Linked DNA regions of Homo sapiens: region 1 is linked to region 2. The links are chromatin loops, found by intact Hi-C in ENCODE. Cell type or tissue: endothelial cell of umbilical vein. All regions are shown on one strand. Links, peaks and the distances in the headings refer to the core of each region. The heading gives the core; the rest is flanking DNA. Region 1 overlaps KCNIP4 (potassium voltage-gated channel interacting protein 4). Region 2 overlaps KCNIP4 (potassium voltage-gated channel interacting protein 4).

What was found. Peaks named below come from ENCODE experiments on the same cell type or tissue, not always from the same donor. Only the 100,000 strongest peaks of a DNase experiment are listed, where the experiment ranks them.
Region 1: it touches region 2 in a loop (4-fold over the local background); 3 of 110 quality-filtered maps call a loop at or near these places.

The regions. Positions count from the first base shown.
Region 1 is chr4:20,958,536-20,968,025 of GRCh38, reverse strand. All of the region lies in intron 1 of KCNIP4 (potassium voltage-gated channel interacting protein 4), which reads left to right. Among named protein-coding and RNA genes, the nearest start is that of PACRGL, 260 kb to the right of the region's middle. In endothelial cell of umbilical vein, for the core only: no CTCF peak of the experiment used is centred there; no DNase peak of the experiment used is centred there.
Region 2 is chr4:21,007,150-21,016,639 of GRCh38, reverse strand. The region is part of intron 1 of KCNIP4 (potassium voltage-gated channel interacting protein 4); the gene reads left to right. Among named protein-coding and RNA genes, the nearest start is that of PACRGL, 310 kb to the right of the region's middle. RefSeq lists a silencer at 3,560-3,854. In endothelial cell of umbilical vein, for the core only: no CTCF peak of the experiment used is centred there; DNase peaks (open chromatin) are centred at 3,609 and 5,329; H3K27ac peaks cover 3,262 bases.

The DNA of each region.
Region 1 (9,490 bases), core at 721-8,720, 49 kb after region 2:
AGATTGCAAAAATTTTCTCCCGTTCTGTAGGTTGCCTGTTCACTCTGATGATAGTTTCTTTTGCTGTACAGAAACTCTTTAGTTTAATTAGATCCCATTTGTCTATTGTGGCTTTTGTTGCCATTGCTTTTGGTGTGTTAGTCATGAAGTCTTTGCCCATGCCTATGTCCTGAATGGTATTGCCTAGGTTTTCTTCTAGGTTTTTTACGGTTTTAGGTCTTACATTTAAGTCTTTAATCCATCTTGAGTTAATTTTTGTATAAGGTGTAAGGAAGGGATCCAGTTTCAGCTTTCTACATATGGCTAGCCAGTTTTACCAGCACCATTTGTGAAATAGGGAATCCCTTCCCCATTGCTTGTTTCTGTCAGGTTTGTCAAAGATCAGATGGTTGTAGACATACGGTGTTATTTCTGAGGCCTCTGCTCTGTTTCATTGGTCTATATATGTGTTTTGGTACAAGTACCATGCTGTTTTGGTTACTGTAGCCTTGTAGTATAGTTTGAAGTCAGGTAGCATGATGCCTCCAGCTTTGCTGTTTTTGCTTAGGATCGTCTTGGCTGTGCAGGCTCTTTTTTGGTTCCATATGAACTTTAAAGTAGTTTTTTCCAATTCTGTGAAGAAAGTCATTGGTAGCTTGATGGGGATTGCATTGAATCTACAAATTACCTTGGGCAGTATGGCCATTTTCACGATATTGATTCTTCCTATCCATGAGCATGGAATGTTCTTCCATTTCTTGTGTCGAGAGAGTAATATCTTTCATAAGAGGCAGGCCCATGTTCATCTCAAGTAAATGTGTGGGGTATTGTGTTCATGTGACGAAGTTTAAGACCAATAATCATGCATACTTTGAGCAAGAAGACATGAAAGCTCATTCAAACTTCCCTAAGATATAGGTCATGATAAAGTAATGAGTTGCCCAGGGTCCTTTTATGACTTAATACTAGAACTTAGTTGTAGAAGCAGAATGGTACTAAGGTTAGGACACACTGAGCTTTGAAGATACACAGGTCAAATTTTTCCAGAAATGCTGCTGGCTGTGGTCCTGTGCAAATCACCAAACCTGTCTGAACCTCAGTTCTCCTGCCCATAAGATGAAAATCATCATAATACCAACTTCACAGAGTGCTTCTGAGACACAGAATAATTTTGAGACAAGCCACATACCTAGTACTCATTAAATGGTAAGCACTCATTAAAAGTGCCTAGTATTGTAACCCAGATTTTCTAATGGTTACTTTAGTGTGACTTCTTCATACATAACTATAGGTAGGAAGAATCCCAAACATTGTGAATAGAGTTGCCAAAAACATAATTTTCTTTATGCTGATTTTGAATATTTATCTTTTGTAAGTTATAATAAGCTTAGTTCTGTTACACATGAGATAGTCCATAGGTATTTTCCATTTTTATAGATAAGGAAATTTCTTCAAATTTGCTAAGTAACTTGACTACATTATGAACTAGCAATCAGTAGAATTGGAATCAACCACAGTCTTCTGAAGTTAGAGCTCAAGTTTTTTCTATGCTAGTCTTACTTTTAGTACTAAGTGTTCTTTTTTTATTTTCTAAATCTCTATGGTAAGTGAAGACATACACTAAGGTACCTGGATTAGTAAGATCAGGATAGTACATTTAGAATCAAGTACTTTCCCCAGACAGATATTTGAACATAATTAAGGATATGTGACTTTATACGTCAGCAAATGCATAGTTATTAATGGCCTGTCACAGAAATTCTCTAATGAATAAACAAGAGAATATTGAAGACCAGACAGCAATGAAGTAATTGGTGATGTGATTCCAAATTTAAACAAATTACAGGGGAAAATGCATAATGACAAAATAATTAGAAGACTGAGGCACCTGAACAAACATCCAAATCCTACATCTATCTTCCCAATATTCAGCAATCCCTAAATATCTCTGGTGCATTGAGGTTGGAATTAGCAGAAACTTCTAAACATTACTTGAGTGAAAAGTCAGAGTTAACTTTTTCCTGTTATTGTAAAGTTTCAAGGAGACACAGAGGAAATTAGCCAAATGCATTTCTTCATGACAACAGAGGTTATATAGCTAAAGCTCTCTTTGAAAATGTACCTCATTAAGAATTTGCACAGATGAGATTTTAGACTAAAAGTTTAAAGCTCAAAATAGTAAGTTAGCCTCAGTATTATTGTATCTCTCTTCTACAATGCATCAACAATAAAACTAACATATAGCTCAGCATTTATGGCTATATTTAAGGAAAAACACAAAATCAGCAAAGAAATTCTATAGTTGCAAAATCTTTGTAAAGTTCAGAGTTGACCTGCCTAGCTAATATATTTCAAATACACACATTTTACAATAATAGGAACTATTCTTGCCAATGGCTGTCTAAAATGAGTAGATACATTTTTCCATGAAAACAAATCTTCTCATTCTCCACACTCCAGAGAGACCAGAATATGTCTATTCTTTAGGGCACAAGTTAAGTCCTGGAATAATTATTTAAGGAAAGTTGACCAGTTTCTTTGTAAAATTGCTAAGATTGGAAATGGAGGGAAATTTTTTAAGTGGGAAGGCCTGGCCTGAGACCTTGTACCACGACAGTTATACCATGAGTTACCTCCTCTTAGAAAACCCATTTGTTTCATTATAAATGGTGTCAGTGGTGAGATTTCCTTATGGTGCCATGGTCTTCAGTCATGGACTTGGCTTATGTGTTCCGTGAAAACCACAGAAGTACTGCTAGTGTATCAAAAGCAATATAGGCTCTGAGATAGCAAGGGTATTATTTTGAGGCCACTCCCAGATATTGGCAGGAATATAGGATAGACAGTGAATACTTCTATTTATTCTTTCCTTCCTTTGCTTCTTTTTGAGGCTTCTTCTAAATATGGATGAGGACTATCTTCACACTTAACTATGGTGGGAAAGAATAGAGGCAAATCCCAAACAGAAGGTTAAAAGTTAAACTTAATTACATTCTTATGTTGCCTTCTCTCCATCTTCTCTTTGGTTAAATAGAATCATTTAAAGTTTTTCTTGAAAGAAAGTAAGCAACTAAGAGATTTACCCCTCTTCCTGAACCCGTACACTACTAGCCAGTATTTGTTTAATGTGCCTCCTAATTGAAAAAATCTCTCCAAAACATTTTCTAACATAATAAAGAAATCTTACTCTGTAGGTGAAAATTAGGAGCCTTGAAATTGCACTTGGATCTGTCCTATCTCATCACCAATTACTCCATATTAGCTCTAGATTTTCTTCAAAGGCTAAGAAAATTGGATATTTTAAATAAGCCAAAGATGATTATTTCCCTGGTACAGCTAAGCATGTTAAATATAGTCAACATTCACAATGCTGCTGCCTAAGGAAAATAAATGTAGTGAACATCAAACAGGCTAAACAAATGGCTCAGAATAATTTTTGTGACAGAAGCTTAACCCTGAGTAGCTGGGGAAATCATCAGAAAAGTGGATGAAGGCCAGGGCACTCAGTTAATTACCACCTCCCCCCCAAAAAAGACGATCTTGCTGAGCTTCAGGCTGAAGTGCACTTTCTTTGAATGTTGCCACAGTAATATCCTTCTTCTCTAAAGAGAATGTGGATTGCACCCATAAAGAATGATGCTCCCAGAATGATTAAATATTTGAACCACATACTTTAACTGTGTTTTTAACTTCATGTCAAAATCTAATTTCCACCCCTGTCATTGGATACTATGGTCAGGTGTTGACTGCATCGTGGGTAAGCCTCTAAGTCAGATGTGGGTTTGAATTCTTGTTCCACCATTTACACATTCTGTGTTCTCTCATGAGTGATTCCATTTTCCTGAAACTCAAGCTTCTCTATGTAAAACAGCAACCAATTTTCACAAGGTTGTCTTAAGGGCTGAGGACCTCACATGTATAAATAAGTATGTAAAATACTTATAGGTTCTAGAACATTAATAAAGCCCATAAATGGCAATTCTTTTGTAGTGTATAATCATTGATATTCAGCAATTTTTATACTTAGAGTATAATAAGTTGGAAATTCATGGAGTTCTTTACATAGATTTTAAAAACCACACTTTTGCCACATCTAACCAAACACCATGTGGAGAGGTTGGCACCCATCTTTTTTTTTATATATATATTTTACCTTGATGAAATATAACAAAGCTCAAAGAGCTGTTAAACAGAGAGTAGAGAATCAACTTGCCCCTCTACTCCAGCGCTCTCACCATGCTCATTCTCGTCTAATATTTCCCACTTATTCGCCTCCCCTGAAATCACCAGCCTGCTCTCCTGCATCCATCTGAGCTCAGTTATCCTTAAAATCATGTCTAGTGCCCTCTTATTTTTTAACCTCCTCTTTCACTGCACAAAATCCACTCTCCTAATTTCTTTTTACTTAGTTTCTACTGTGTTTATTGCATTTCTTCTCTTAAATAAAAGCTTCTTGAATGTGAGAAACATGCACTACTTTTTTTTTAATCCATAGTACACATAGCACCTTTCCTAAGAGCATGTAGGAGTTCATTAATAAATCATTGTTATTTAACTTGAAGAAATACATATAGCAGAGTTACATGACTCCCTGAGTTTTAAAAAAAAAGTGTTCATATAATAGGAATAATAATAGTTCACAAAAGGGATGATCATTTGTAATAGTGTGTTATTTTATTATTTATACTTTCTTTTTTTGTTGTTTTTTTTTTTGTTTTTTGAGACGGAGTCTCGCTCTGTCGCCCAGGCTGGAGTGCAGTGGTGCAATTTCGGCTCACTGCAACCTCTGATTCCCGGGTTCAAGGAATTCTCATGCCTCACCCTCCCCAGCAGCTGGGACTACAGGCGTGTGTCACCATGCCCAGCTCATTTTTTTTTTTGTATTTTTAGTAAAGACAGGGTTTCATCATATTGGCCAGGCTGGTCTCGAACCCCTCACCTCAAGTGATCTGCCTGCCTCGCCTCCCAAAGTGCTGGGATTACAGATGTGAGCCACCATGTCTGGCCTATTCGGAAATCATGCTCCCATTTCAATTTTGTGCAACTTAAGAGAAAAAATTTTTTATCCCCATTTTACAGACAAAGTGACGGTTAGAGAAATTGAATGACTCACCAATATTCTTCTGTCAAAATATTCTAACTAGATGTTTATACTTTATGGTAAGCCAAACTGAAATGGATAAGACATGAGTTGAACAACACTTTAGGGCTTTTAGAGATTTCACAATTTAAATGTCGTAAAGCTGAGATTGTCACTGAGTTATAAATCCTGTTATCGCTCATCTATACATTTTTCTTCACATATTTTTCAGCACTGCAACATGTCATTTGATGGTGTGCATTTTTATGTTTTTTAATTTACTTTCAAATGAACAAAATGATAAAATAAGTAAAAATTTAAGGTGTGTTTTTGAAGTAAATGGGATAGACAAACCTGGCTTGTTGGTTTTAATGCTTCCATCCATGCCCAATGTTAGTACTGTGATGTCTGTATGTATACCTGACAACATCTCTTGTTCTGACTATCAGGGTCCCTCAGAGAGAGCCAGTAAATAACATCACCTTTACCCCTACTCAGTTCTGTACAAATAAGGACTAAAACAGAAACATGGGCAACGAGAAGAAAAGGTCTCTGTTAATGATGGAAGCCAGGTGGGAGGCTTTGGTTAGTGCAAGAAGCACAAGAACCTGCAGGTTAGGTCCACAATTAGGCAGACTCAGCCTCCCAGTCGGGAGTGATGCTGACAGTCACAAAATTCGCTGTGTGCAATTAGGTGTCAGGAGTGATGCTGATGGGGATGGATCCCCAGTTCACGGTGTAGGGGAGAGTGGTCCTGCCCAGGGGACACTTAGGCTTGGAAGCAGTGGAGAATTCTGCTTCTTTGGCAATTTGCTCCCAGAAGGACAAAGAGGAGAAATTGAGCAAAGCAGGAAAGAAATTGAGCACAGCAGGAAATTTATCCTTCCTAAATTTACCCATCAGAAAAGTCATTCCTCCCCAAGGAGGAAGAAAGTGAGTCAAGTGATGCCAGGGTGGTTTAGGAAAGATACGTAGTCATGGAAACTGAAGGGGTGGGAGAAAAGGTGTCTTTGGCTATCACTGACCTCTTGATAATCTCCAGTAAAAAGTGTTAGTATTATGAGTTAATGCACATGAGCATTGTTCATTATAAACTCACTTCTAATCAAAGTATGTGCAGATATTCCCAAGTTGTGTATACAGTGCATTAGTATCTCTTTATATAGAAGTGGATATGGATATTTTGTCTATTTCTTTTCATGTCATTCCAGGGAGCACTGTTTTCTGTCCAGGGACCTCTGAGATCAGAATTTTCAGGGTAATTGATTCCTATGTTAATTTTTCTGGTTATACTTTTACATTCTCATCTTGGGACCACACCAGCGCTTTGTAGTTTATACAAGCACTCAGTTGATCACAAGGCAATTTAAATTTATGAAACACTAATGGAAATTGAGTTATCTATATCAATTTCCTTTTGTTTTTTTTAAAACTCTGTGTATGTTCCAAATGCACACTCTTTTTCATTTCCTGTGGTAGTTTGAATTGTTGCCTTTGCTGAGTTTTGGGGCTTTTTCATTCTTCGCAAGAGATCAGTGTATTCATTTCTCAAAACCATAAGATTCTTTTAAACTCTCAGAAATCAGGCCTTTTTGCACAGAGGCATGATCTGTGATAGAACATTAGGATGGTGGCTGGATAAAGTTAGATAGCTTTTTAATTCAGGATGTTTTCTTTATTTGAGCTACCTACCAGAGATTTTTTTTCCTTTTGTTTGTTAAGTAATCCAAAAATAAAAGTAATTTGTTCTTTCACATTTTGTGATTTGCCTTGCATATTATTTTTGAAAAGATAGAAAAAATAAACATTTTTTACTGAGCTCTTAAGTTCTATTTTCCTTTTCCTTAGGCCTTTTGTTTTTGTCCAAGAAATTCATATTTAATTATGAAGTGGAAAAGCAATAGGAAAATATCCCTCAGTATTCAGAAAGTTATTAAATAAGCAAATATTTAAGAGCATCCCTTGTTTGTGAAGTAAATTACACCAAAGTGCAAAATGCATTTTCGAAACTGCAAAAACTCTGATATAAGTGCCTCCTACTCATGATCAGTCTCCAATGTCTTATTAGAGACTTCCTTAATCTTTCCATTTAAAACTGCACACCTCTTGCCCCTTCTTACAGGACCCTCTGACTCCCTTTCTTTTTTCTTAATAGTACCTCATTACCTTCTAATAGACTGATTTTGTTTAACATCCATTTAGTTGTTGTTTTCATTTCTGGTTCACTAATGGATTCCTAGCACCTAAAACACCAGCACTTTGTAGGTGCTGCATATTTATTGAATGCATGAGTATGTTTTCATCAGAGTTTAATGGATATTCGCCCCTGCTAAATGGGGTCCTTCTCAGGACGAGGGGATTGCCTTGCACAGATTTCCATTCCTTGCAAACTTCCTTGTGTGAGTTCCCACTCCCTGTGCATGAGGTGAAATATTTTCTGGTGCATTATCTGCCAGACTGGGCACAGGGGGCAGAGCAGGAACAAGAGCCAAGTGTCCGTGAGCAGAAGGCGAGAAGAGGCAGCTAATGGCGTTTTCAGCAAATGAGAAACGACAGATTTTTTGCTGCTTTCCTGGCTGTGCCTAATTTTGTCAAAATGCTTCTGAAGAAAGTCATTTAATAGAAACCTGGCCAACCATATCCACCTCTTCTTGCTTGAATTCTTTTTTAAAAACTCTGGAGGGCATAAGCATGCTTACAAATACTTTTGACTCCCTATAAAATACTTTAAGAAAATAAGGGGAGGCTTATTGAAGACACTCCAATTTGGGACAAGGGGGCATTCAAACTCAGTCCTGGAACACATGCTTTTATCATATGTGCTCCTCATTTCATCCTAACTATCTGAAGAACTAAGGAAGAAATATGCAAAAAATAAACACTGTTGACGTATTTATTTGTTATGGAACTTTTCTTATTTTTTTATGCACAGTCTGTCTACTCTATGCCTGATATTAAGCCAGACAATGGTGATATTAAAAATGAAATAATGGCAAACACTTAACTGAGCCTGGTGCTTGGTGCTTTTCAAAGCACTTTGTATTTTATTATCTTGTTTAATCCTTACAATAATTCAAAGAAGTGGATATTCCCATTTTCCTCATCTTACAGATTATGTTAAGGATTGCACCCAAGGTTACACAGCTGTGAAATCAGGGTTTGAGCATACATGGTCTCCTTGCAGAGCTCATTATTAACAACCACATTGAACTCCGTTAAAGATAAGGTTTCTGTGTTGAAGGGTTCAAGGTGGGAAGAGAGATACACAAACAGAAACCTCATAAAATGCGATGATAGTGGTGTAATTAAAACAAAAGATAGAGCAACTAACTGTTTACTGGAGCTGGGGAATGCATCAGAGAGAGAGTGAGTGTGTCATGAGATTTTAGGGATGATTAACAGTTTTCCAAGTAGAAAAAGAAGAAAAATACCTAGGATAGAAGGAGAGAGAATTTTAATAATCAGTCTCCTCTGTGAATTAGCATATACTAGCTTTCAACAATTCTCATCCATACCCTTTCTTGCAGATACAATTTTAGCATTTTGGGGCCAAGCCTTAAACTTGTGTACAATTTCAGCATTTTGGAGCCAAGCCTTAAACCTGTGTCACTGTCTGAAACCATAGCAAGTTAAATGCTGTCTAAGTACATTATAGGGTAGCAATTGTAATAACAGAAGACAGTAAACACGTGCTGCTAAAGGCAATTATTTCAAAGTACAGTCATTTATTTTGGCTACCTGTAGTAGGGGGCCAAGAGGTGAACCATGTCACCCATTTGGCCTGTGACTATCCTCTCTTATGCTACTCTTGGATAGCAGCCTTAGTGCACATGAAAAATACCTCATTTTCAATCTTCCTTCCCTCTTCAGTGTTACCGACTAAACCTCCTCCAGCAGGCAGTAAATGGAACCTTTTCCATCTGGCCAAAGTAATAATTTAGAGATTTGTATACACCCACTGATTTCAACATGCTCCACAATGGTTGGATTTCAATTTTGCTTGACATCTCACAGCTGTAAAGGTTAATCCCCAGCGCTGTCTCAGCAATGTCAATTTTTTCATAGGCTGTGTATGTCCATCAGTTTACTCTCTTGGTAAGAAGGTGTCTGCCACTGCTGGTATTCATGCTGGTGAAAACCAACACACCTCTTCCAGGCACTGTTTGATGTCAGAGATACAAAGCTTCTTGTCAGCTACAGATATTTTCTAATTAGCTTAGATTATTTTAGAGGTTTGCATATCTCCCAAATAGTAGAGCTCTTTACGTGGTTCTGTAACAAACGCCTAGGAAAGATGCTATTACTTACTCCCACAAAATCAGTGACATTTAGGAAAATGATTGGCCTAAAAGTCTCTGTTTCTCTCTAAGTTTAGCTGAAAGTTCTTCTATGTATAATGCTACTTCCACTGAACTCTGCCTAAAGGGAAAC
Region 2 (9,490 bases), core at 593-8,592:
GAGACTCCATCCGAAAAAAATAAAAATAAAAATAAAAGAAAGCTTGGCTGGGTGAGGTGTCTCACGCCTGTAATCCCAGCACTTTGGGAGGCCGAGGCGGGCAGATCACGAGGTCAGGAGATCGAGACCATCCAGGCTAACACGGTGAAACCCTATCTCTACTAAAAATACAAAAAATTAGCAGGGCGTGGTGGCGGGCACCTGTAGTCCCAGCTACTCAGGATGAGGCAGGAGAATGGCGTGAACCCGGGAGGCAGAGCTTGCAGTGTGCTGAGATTGGGCCACTGCATTCCAGCATAGGCCACAGAGCTAGACTCCGTCTCAAAAAAAAAAAAGAAAAAAGAAAAAAAGAAAAGAAATAAAGCTTACAGCATGCCAGGTACCATGCTTAAAAAATAAAAGGGTATATTTGGAATATTGTCAGCGACCTAAGCCCTCATCCAGTTTGTAAGGAGGCAGAAAAGGGTCCTAGAGTGGCAGTCAGCTGTCAATTCATATGGACAGGGTGTATCGTGCAAATGAAGATTACATAGGTGACGATAGAGCTGCTGGAGCCCGAGGTGTGAAGTAGGAGATGGCATGTAATTTCAATTTGTTTTTTTTCTTTCTAGATATATATAAATATATATATTTATATACTCTTTTATTTTTTAAGCATAGTACCTGACATGCCGTAAGCTTTCTCTCTTTTTTAATATATAAAAAAAAATTTATATATATTTATATATTAAACATATTATATTGTATATATTGTATATATTTATATATTTTTATATATTGTATATATTTTATATATTGTATATATTGTATATATTTTATATATGGTATATATAGTATATATTTATATATATTTATATATTTATAAATGTATATTGTATATATTTATATATCATATTATATAATATATATCTAGAAATAAAAATATATATAATTAATATATTATATTATATTAATGCAATATACTATATTATATTATATTAATACAATATACTATATTATATTATATTAATACAATATACTATATTATATTATATTAATACAATATACTATATTATATTATATTAATACAATATACTATATTATATTAATTATAATAATATAATATATTATATATTATATATAGCTGCATCTGTGCTATCTATAATGTGTTATATATAATATATATTATATGGTTATATATTATATGATATAATATATATATTATATATAACCATGATATATAGAATAGTGGTTATATATATAACCAATATTAGTTATAAGGAATTGTGAGAAGAAAAAAATAGAGTATCATTGTTTCTCATCTGCTCTCTCTACCTCTCTCTCTGTCTCTCCATTTTTATAATATATATAATATATATATTTCTAGCATTTTGTCCATTTTAAGTGTTCAGTTCAGTGGCATTAATTACATTCACAGTGTTGTGCAACAGTCACTTCTATCCATCCCCAGAATATTTTTATCATCTCAAACTGAAGCTCTACCCATTAAACACTGATTCTCTATTCTTCTCTCCGCAGAGTTCCTTATCACCACTATCCTACCTTCTATTTCTATGAATTTGCTTCTTCTAAGATATTTCAAATATGTGTAATCTGAGAAAAACTAATAACAACATTCGTCCTTTTGTGTCTGGCTTATTTCACTTAGCATAATGTTTTCAAGGTTCATCAATGCCATAGCATATGTCAGAATTTCATTCCTTTTTAAGGCTAAATAATATTCCATTGTATGTATATTATGCCATATTTTGTTTATCCCTTCATCCATCAATGGACATTGGCGTTGTTTCCACGTTTGGGCTATTGTGAATAATGCTACTATGAACAATGCTGTGCAAATATCTGAATCCTTGCTTTTAATTCTTTGGGCACACACGTAAAGGTAGAATTGCTGAGTCAATGGTAATGCTACGTTTAACTGTTTGAGGCCCTACCATACCATTTTCCTCAGCAGTTGCACCACTTTACATTTCAACCAGCCATGCACTCATGTTCCCATATCCACGCATCCTTGCCAACACTTCATGCTTTCCAATTTTTGATATCAGCTTTCCTAAGAGGTATTGCATAATATCTCAATGTGATTTGATTTGCATTTCCATAATAAAAGACATGTGATTTTGAATGTTATTCTTTAAGTGATGCAGAAATATTAATCAGTTATTATTATTGCTTTCCTGTGATTCAGGCATAGGGGTACATTTCCATTTTAAAAATAAATTTGGATGTTTCCTTTAAGGCGAGGTGATTCCAGAGATGGAGAAGATGAGACTCATCCATGAATAGTGTTGGGGGAATGTGAAAAGGACTTGACAGAGTAGATATGATGGGCTTTGAGGGGAAAGGAGAATTCAAGACACCTCCTAAGTTTTTAGTATGACTTTCATGGGGCATGTGGTGGTCTTGTAGTAGAAGGACCTCTTGGATGTGAAGATAAATCCTGATCATGTTGCATTTGCTTATCTGTGAGATAGTCAGACCTAGAAGGTAGAAGCAATTATATGATTTTAAAGATCCAAAGTCTGAACTGGAGGTAAAGATGTAGATGTCATCAGAATATGGTTGATGATTGGAGGAAGCAGCATGGATGAGCTCATATAGAGAAAGTGAGGTCTGAGAATGGATTCCTGGGGAACATCAACATTTATGTAAGTTGGGAAGATAAGAAGGATTCTGTGAAGGCTCAGAGAAGTAAAGGGATAATGAGGACAGCAGAGTACTATGGAAGCTGACAAGGTAAAGAGTTTCAAAGAATTACCGATTTCACTCCATCAAATATAACAAGAATTTCTAGAAATACTAGAACTGATTCAAAACAAAGTCTCTTTATATCTTGTACTGGAACTCTGGTCTCTGTTCATTGAGTCACATCCTGTATTTAAGTTCTAAGCCCAAATTCCAATTTCAGGCACAGAATAGACACTGACATCCACCACAACAGTTTATTCAGTGTTCCTCTTTACCTGACACAAATCCTCCTCAAAGAAGCTTTATCTTGTGTAAAAGGAAATGAACATTCCTTTGAGGCAAGAGTTGACAGAACTGAAATGCCTTCCAGTGTCAAGGCTGCAGTAGCTTCCATCATGATTCATTCTGAGCCCAAAAGCTTGGTGGCATTTTCAAGGCTTCTTCTCTTATGTAGTGGTGGAGAAGAACTGGAGAGAGCTGGTCGACCCCATGCCTGGTGTCTGGGGGTCAGTGGGTCACTGAGGGGAATTTAACCCTGCCTGTAATGACTTCAGGAGCATCAAGCTGTATCCTCTGTGTTCACTGTGTGGTCAGCATACTTGACAACACTCTCCCTGGCCTCTGGTTCCCACTCTACCTCCCTGAAAGTCTTCACCTCCTAACCTAATTCCTGCAATCTTCATTTTTCCTAGGGCTGAAGAATGCAGCCACTATCTGTCATATCATCTCAGAGTGGTCTCCTCATAGCCCTACTGATGTGGAAATATGACTCATTCACATTCCATTGCTGCGTCTGTGCTACCTCCTCTGTTTAGACCCTTTCCTGCTGTCCAGAAATAGCTGAGTTTACCTTCTACCTATAATTTATTAAAAGACTTCAAGCATTCAATTTTTGATCATTTCAGTTCATTCTCAGCTTCGCAGTGAGAAGTTTCCTCTGTGCTCATTGCCTTTGGCCATAATATTCCACCCCCAAATTACTGTAATTCTCAGGATTACAGTGAGTCACACCTTGGAATTAAGGCATTCTGTGCCAGGGTAAATATGTTACCTAGAAGGGCTAGCATATTACATTGTCGTTTCCTGTTAAGATCATGGCCAACTGGTCATTATCCCATCACCAATAAGACTGTGAGAAACATAGAACAGATATGTTTTCAAAGACTGATAGATTTTCAATTTGTAAGGTTGCTTAGATATAACTTAGTTCTACTTCCTAGGTGATCTACAAACTCCTTCTTTGTGACACTAATCTGGTTACCCAGATCCTGGTTGAACATTTCCTGTGGCATAGAATGATCGATATACAAAACATACATATATCTGGAGAATCTAATGTTTAAATGTTTTGGAGGTTTTTGTTTTGTTTTGTTTTGCTTTGATTCGAGCCAAGGTCTTACTCTGTCACCCAGGCTGGAGTGCAGTGGCATGATCACTGCTTACTGAAACTTTGACCTCCTAGGCTCAAGCAATCTGATTAATTGGGACTACAGATGCACGCCACCACATCCAGTTTATTTTTTTATTTTTATTTTTGTGAAGATGTGGACTCATTATGCTGCCCAGGCTGGTCTTGAACTCCTGGACTCAAGCGATCCTCTTGCTTTGGCCTCCTAAAGCGCTGGGATTACAGGCATAAGCCACTGTGCTGGCCATGTTGAGATTCTTTACCTTGAACCCTAAACTATATTTTCTCCCTGGGAGAGCCTAGATTAAATTATATTCAAATGTTTATTGAGCACCTACTATATACCAAGCACAATGCTGTGTGTGCTGGGCACAACAGGAACCACAAGGCTTGACTCTGTTCTCTATAAGCCCATGTCCTATTGGAGTGGTGGAATGATGTATGGGAACAATATAATTGGACACCCTTGTTTAATTGTGACACCCTTGCTTCCCTTTCGAATTAGCTTAGCACATTCTTATCATGCTTTTGTTTCTCTTTGTGAAAGACTCCAAACATCGAAACTACGTTAAGACCAGTTAGAGCTTCTTTCATTATAATCCAGTTAGGAGACAATTCATCCAACTTGTCTTGATTATGCCACAGAAGCTAAGTGATTAAATCAGAATCTGAAAAGAAGAAACGAAAGCATTAAGTGCATCCAAAAATAAACTTGTTGAACCTGGGGATAGTGTAAGAGTAGGAGACTTTCTGAAAGCCACTTTGGAAATATGATTTTAATGAGATTCATTATTGTCCTTTAAGGTCAAAGTTGAAAGAGTAGTCTATCTGGCTAATATCAAAGAGGTTTAATTTTTGTTGATTTGGAGATAAAGCAAGTATAAGCTTTTCATTATAAATATGTTTTTATACTTGGAAAATAAGAAATAGAAGCAATCAGTAGTCACATATGTGCCCTGTGATCTGGTTCCTGTGAACATTTTCTATAAATTTAAATTATACGTAATCATTTATAGTCCAGAAGCAGGTGCAATGTGGATATGCAAAGCTGTTGAAATGCTATTTTTCCAAAGTTGGCTGGAAATAATACCATACACAGGAGGATGGAAAAGTACCGATGGAAATAATATTGTCCAAGTATCCCAGACCCTTCAAAGACTTTCAGAACAATAACAACTTGAGAAGTGTTACTCTTATGACTCAGTGATCAGAAGACATTTCAGAAACAAGAGTTGTATGAAATCTTGAGTCAGTCACACAAATTGCAAACGGATCTCCTGCAATGCCACTAGGAAGTGAATACGGTAGAAACAGCACTTCTAAAGTTAATGAGTAAGAATCATGTTGTGGGGCTAGCATATTTCACAAGAAAGCAAAGAAGCCAATTACTTATATATGTTTTTAATGACTGTATTTTCCTCCTCCTCTCTCACTGCCCCCAATTACAATCAAAATTATGATTCATCTTTTGCCCAATTATTTCGCTACTATGCATATATTGTTGCTACTGATTTCATCGGGAGGCATTGAGTAGAATAAATGAGACATATGTGCAGGTTATGTTTTCCAAAAGGTAACTCTCAGGACAGGGTGATCCAACGCAAATTCACTTGAAACTGCTTGGTTTCATGAACTCTTGAAGTGGTAGCATCAATTAGTATGAATTTCAAATTGGTGTTATTTTCAAATAAAAATCCAAGTGTGCAAAGACAGTCTTGGAAAGGTTAAACTAAAAAATAGGATTACTTAGGCTTTCAAATATATCTTGTGTTTCAATATTTTTACCTTAATTTACACACTAACCATACTATGCTCTTATTGCTAAAAATAAGTTTGAAAAGGTCTATATTGTAATTGGTCTCAAGACAAGTTTTACAAGCCTGGTGGTGAAGGCATCTTATTAGTCTATTATCTGTCCCAGTTTTGTTCCTGAAGCAGAATTCTCTGGTGTGATCACTTAACTTGATTGCAAAACTTGTCTCCAAAGGCAATTTTGCTATTTCCCAAAATCAAATTCATCGCATAAAGGTCAGGGATTTTCCTGGCAGCGGACGTTCGAAAGAACACGCCACAAAGTCTGCAGGCATTTTCTTTGGGGAATTAAAAAAAGGTGCTCTGCCATTCAGAAGCGTCATTAGACTAAGAGTGTGGTTCCCCAAGGGACTTCTTGAAAAGGCACCATATTTTCTTTAAATGTACAATTTCTTTTCTATTTTAAATGTTAAAAATTGGAGACATCACTTTATAGTCACATCCTGTATTCTTTCAGTGACTGGCGAAGGGGAGGGAGGGAAGTGTGGACATGTTCCTATAACAACGAATCAAAGAAGACGCCTTGTGCTTTTTCATTGTTTGGTGTTAGTGACATCTGTGACCCCCTACAGCTTTCAGAGACATCCTTAATTAGCAGTAAGTGTGTGACCTACTGTTGAAGTCCTAACCTCGAGTATGAGGGTATTTGAAGAAGAGTCCTTTGGGAAGTAATTAGGGTTGGGTTAGGTCATGAGAGTGGGGCCCTCACCAGGGACTAAACTGGCCATCATCTTCATTGTGGACTTGCCAATCTCCAGAACTGTGAGAAATACCTGTTGTTTAAGCCACCCAGTCTTTGGTATTTTGTTATGGCAGATGTAGCTGACAAAGAAAGTAGGCACACAAGTCTTTTAAAATGGCACAGACAAAATCAGGACGGTTGAATGAGAAGGAAGGTGAACGGAATTTTTCCCTGTGTGAACGTCTTTTCAGAATGCGTGCCTGAAGCAGCTCAGAGGCGGCAGCCCATTCCAGCAGCAGAGAAGGGATATGTCCTTTGTCAAGACATGTACTAAAATGCCCTAGGAACTTGGAAATAAAGGGATAAATGATGTCTTTTGAGAATGAAGCTGTAAGAATAAAATGCATTACATTAGACATGTGGTAGGAAAACTATGAGATAGTAATTAAATGCACTACAGAGGAGTTTAGGAACAACCAAATATCCCATCAAGGAAATCATGAGACAGGCTGGAAGTAACTGTAATTCTCTACATGAAAACCTAATCAAACATATATGCCCTCCATACATTTTAATTGTTTGGAAAGGAAGGAGATGGTCAACCCTTAACACAGTAAAGGAAAGAAAGTCTTTAAGGCCAAAAGAAATCAGGAGAATTCAATTTCATAATTATTTCGTTCATAATGGAGGCTCTGAACCCAGGGTTTATTGACACTCACTTGCAAAGCCATCCAAATCCATCCTGAAATTTTATTCACTCATTTATTCATTGGATAAGTATGTATTGAGTATCAACCTTTTGCTATTCCCAGAACAAATGCTATGTATTCATAACATGAATCCCACTCCTCACGCTTAGTGTTATGATGTATGTAATAGTGTGTGTATATTTGTCTTTTCTAAAAGTTCTACACTTTTAATCGGATTTTCAAATGACAAGGAATCACAGATCAATGAGCAATTTAGCTCACTCTATTTGATCATTATGATCCAGAAAACATCTGCCTCTGTATTATTTGTGAAAGATATTTTTTTTCTAGTGCAATAGTTAGCTTGCAAAATACATAAGGCAGACAGAAGAAATCCTGTGATCCTGAATTTGGGGGAGGGTGAAAGGGATGTGGGAGTCTAAGAACAAAGTGCTTGGAGAATCAGATTTTTTAAATGTGTCTCCTAATGAAATACCCAATGATTAGCACCTTACAGTTTCTTAAAAAGAAAATCCCGGCTGGGCGCGGTGGCTCACGTCTGTAATCCTAGCACTCTGGGAGGCCGAGGCGGGCGGATCACCAGATCAGGAGATCGAGACCATCCTAGATAACACGGTGAAACCCCGTCTCTACTAAAAATGCAAAAAAATTAGCCGGGCGTGGTGGCGGGCGCCTGCAGTCCCAGCTACTTGGGAGGCTGAGGCAGGAGAATGGCGTGAACCCGGGAGGCGGAGCTTGCAGTGAGCCGAGATCGCACCACTGCACTCCAACCTGGGCGACAGAGCGAGACTCCGTCTCAAAAAAAAACAAAAACAAAAACAAAAAGAAAATGCCCATAGCTGCAAGATGAAGTCACATTTATTCTAATCCATAAGTATTAATAATTTTGTAAATAATTGTATTTTTAATAAAGATTTTATAGCACAGAGCAGCTCTTTGGCAAACATAGTAGCCTAATTTCAGACAGAAACACTGGTAAAACTTAATGGCTCCCCAAAATTGTTTATCACACTTTCTAAATTACAAACCAACTAGAGAACAAAAAGGGTGGAGGAGTGTTTAAAAGACAGAATGGGGAGACGGTTTGGTAGCAAATCTTGAGAAGTGAATGCAGTTCTCCGGTGGATTCTTTAATAAAATATAACTCAGATAATTGGATGTGATTTCTTTGCTTGTTTGTTTTTGAGCTGGAAAAAATCAACAGATTTCTCTCTTCTAATCCTGCCTGCAGGTCTCAGTTCTGAGCAGTATTGCCTGGTGGAAACATTTTGGCAGCTACTGTATATTGTATGCTTAACCAGGTTTTTAATCATCCCAGACAGGGGGGACATTTTATTTCAAACTAGGAGCAGGCTATGAAATGGGAGGCTCATTAGGAACAAAAACAGATGAGCTCCAATTAAACTAACTGTTCTCTGGCAAACCCCCAGTGTCTTGGAGGGTAAATTTGTTTAACTAAAGTTTACAGAATAAACAAGTGTGCTTCAGGTGTCATTATGGAAAAGAAAGTCAAGGGATGACTCTCCGTTGGTTTCTTAGTCAGATTACTTCTCATTTACTGTCACCTGGGACTGTTCAAAATCAGGGCTTCCCTTTGGCGCCATTGTTTTCTTCTGAGATAATTACTGAGGAGTATTCAGAGCGCCATTAAATTCGGATCTCACCATTAGACTTCAGAGCTTGGTTGCCTAAAGATTACATTTCTTTCACTTGCTTTGCTTTCAGAATGACTTTCTCTAAAGTAAAAAGATGGCTACCAGAGGCTGGGAAGGGAAGTTGCTGGGTGGGTCGGGGGCAGAGTAGAGAAGATGGTTTAATGGGTACAAAAAAACTTGGAAAGAATGAATAAGATCTAGTTTTTGAAAGCATGACAGGGTGACAATAGTCTATCTAAATATCCCATATACTCCATAAATATATACATCTACTATGTAAACACAACAGTTTAAAAAATGAGTTTTTCTAAACCCTGGAACATGGACACTGCCAGTCCTAAGATCAGTCCCTGTCAGTTCCTTGTCTTTTCTTGGATGACTTCTTTCTGTACAGGTTCCGCCATATACGGTGTCTCAGGCCTTCAGGAAAACTCAGTTTCCCTTCCAAGTCTTCTAGAAATAGTGCCTTTCAACGCTGGATGACTATTACATTCACTTGAAGATCTTTAAAAATCACCAATGTGCAATCCCCATT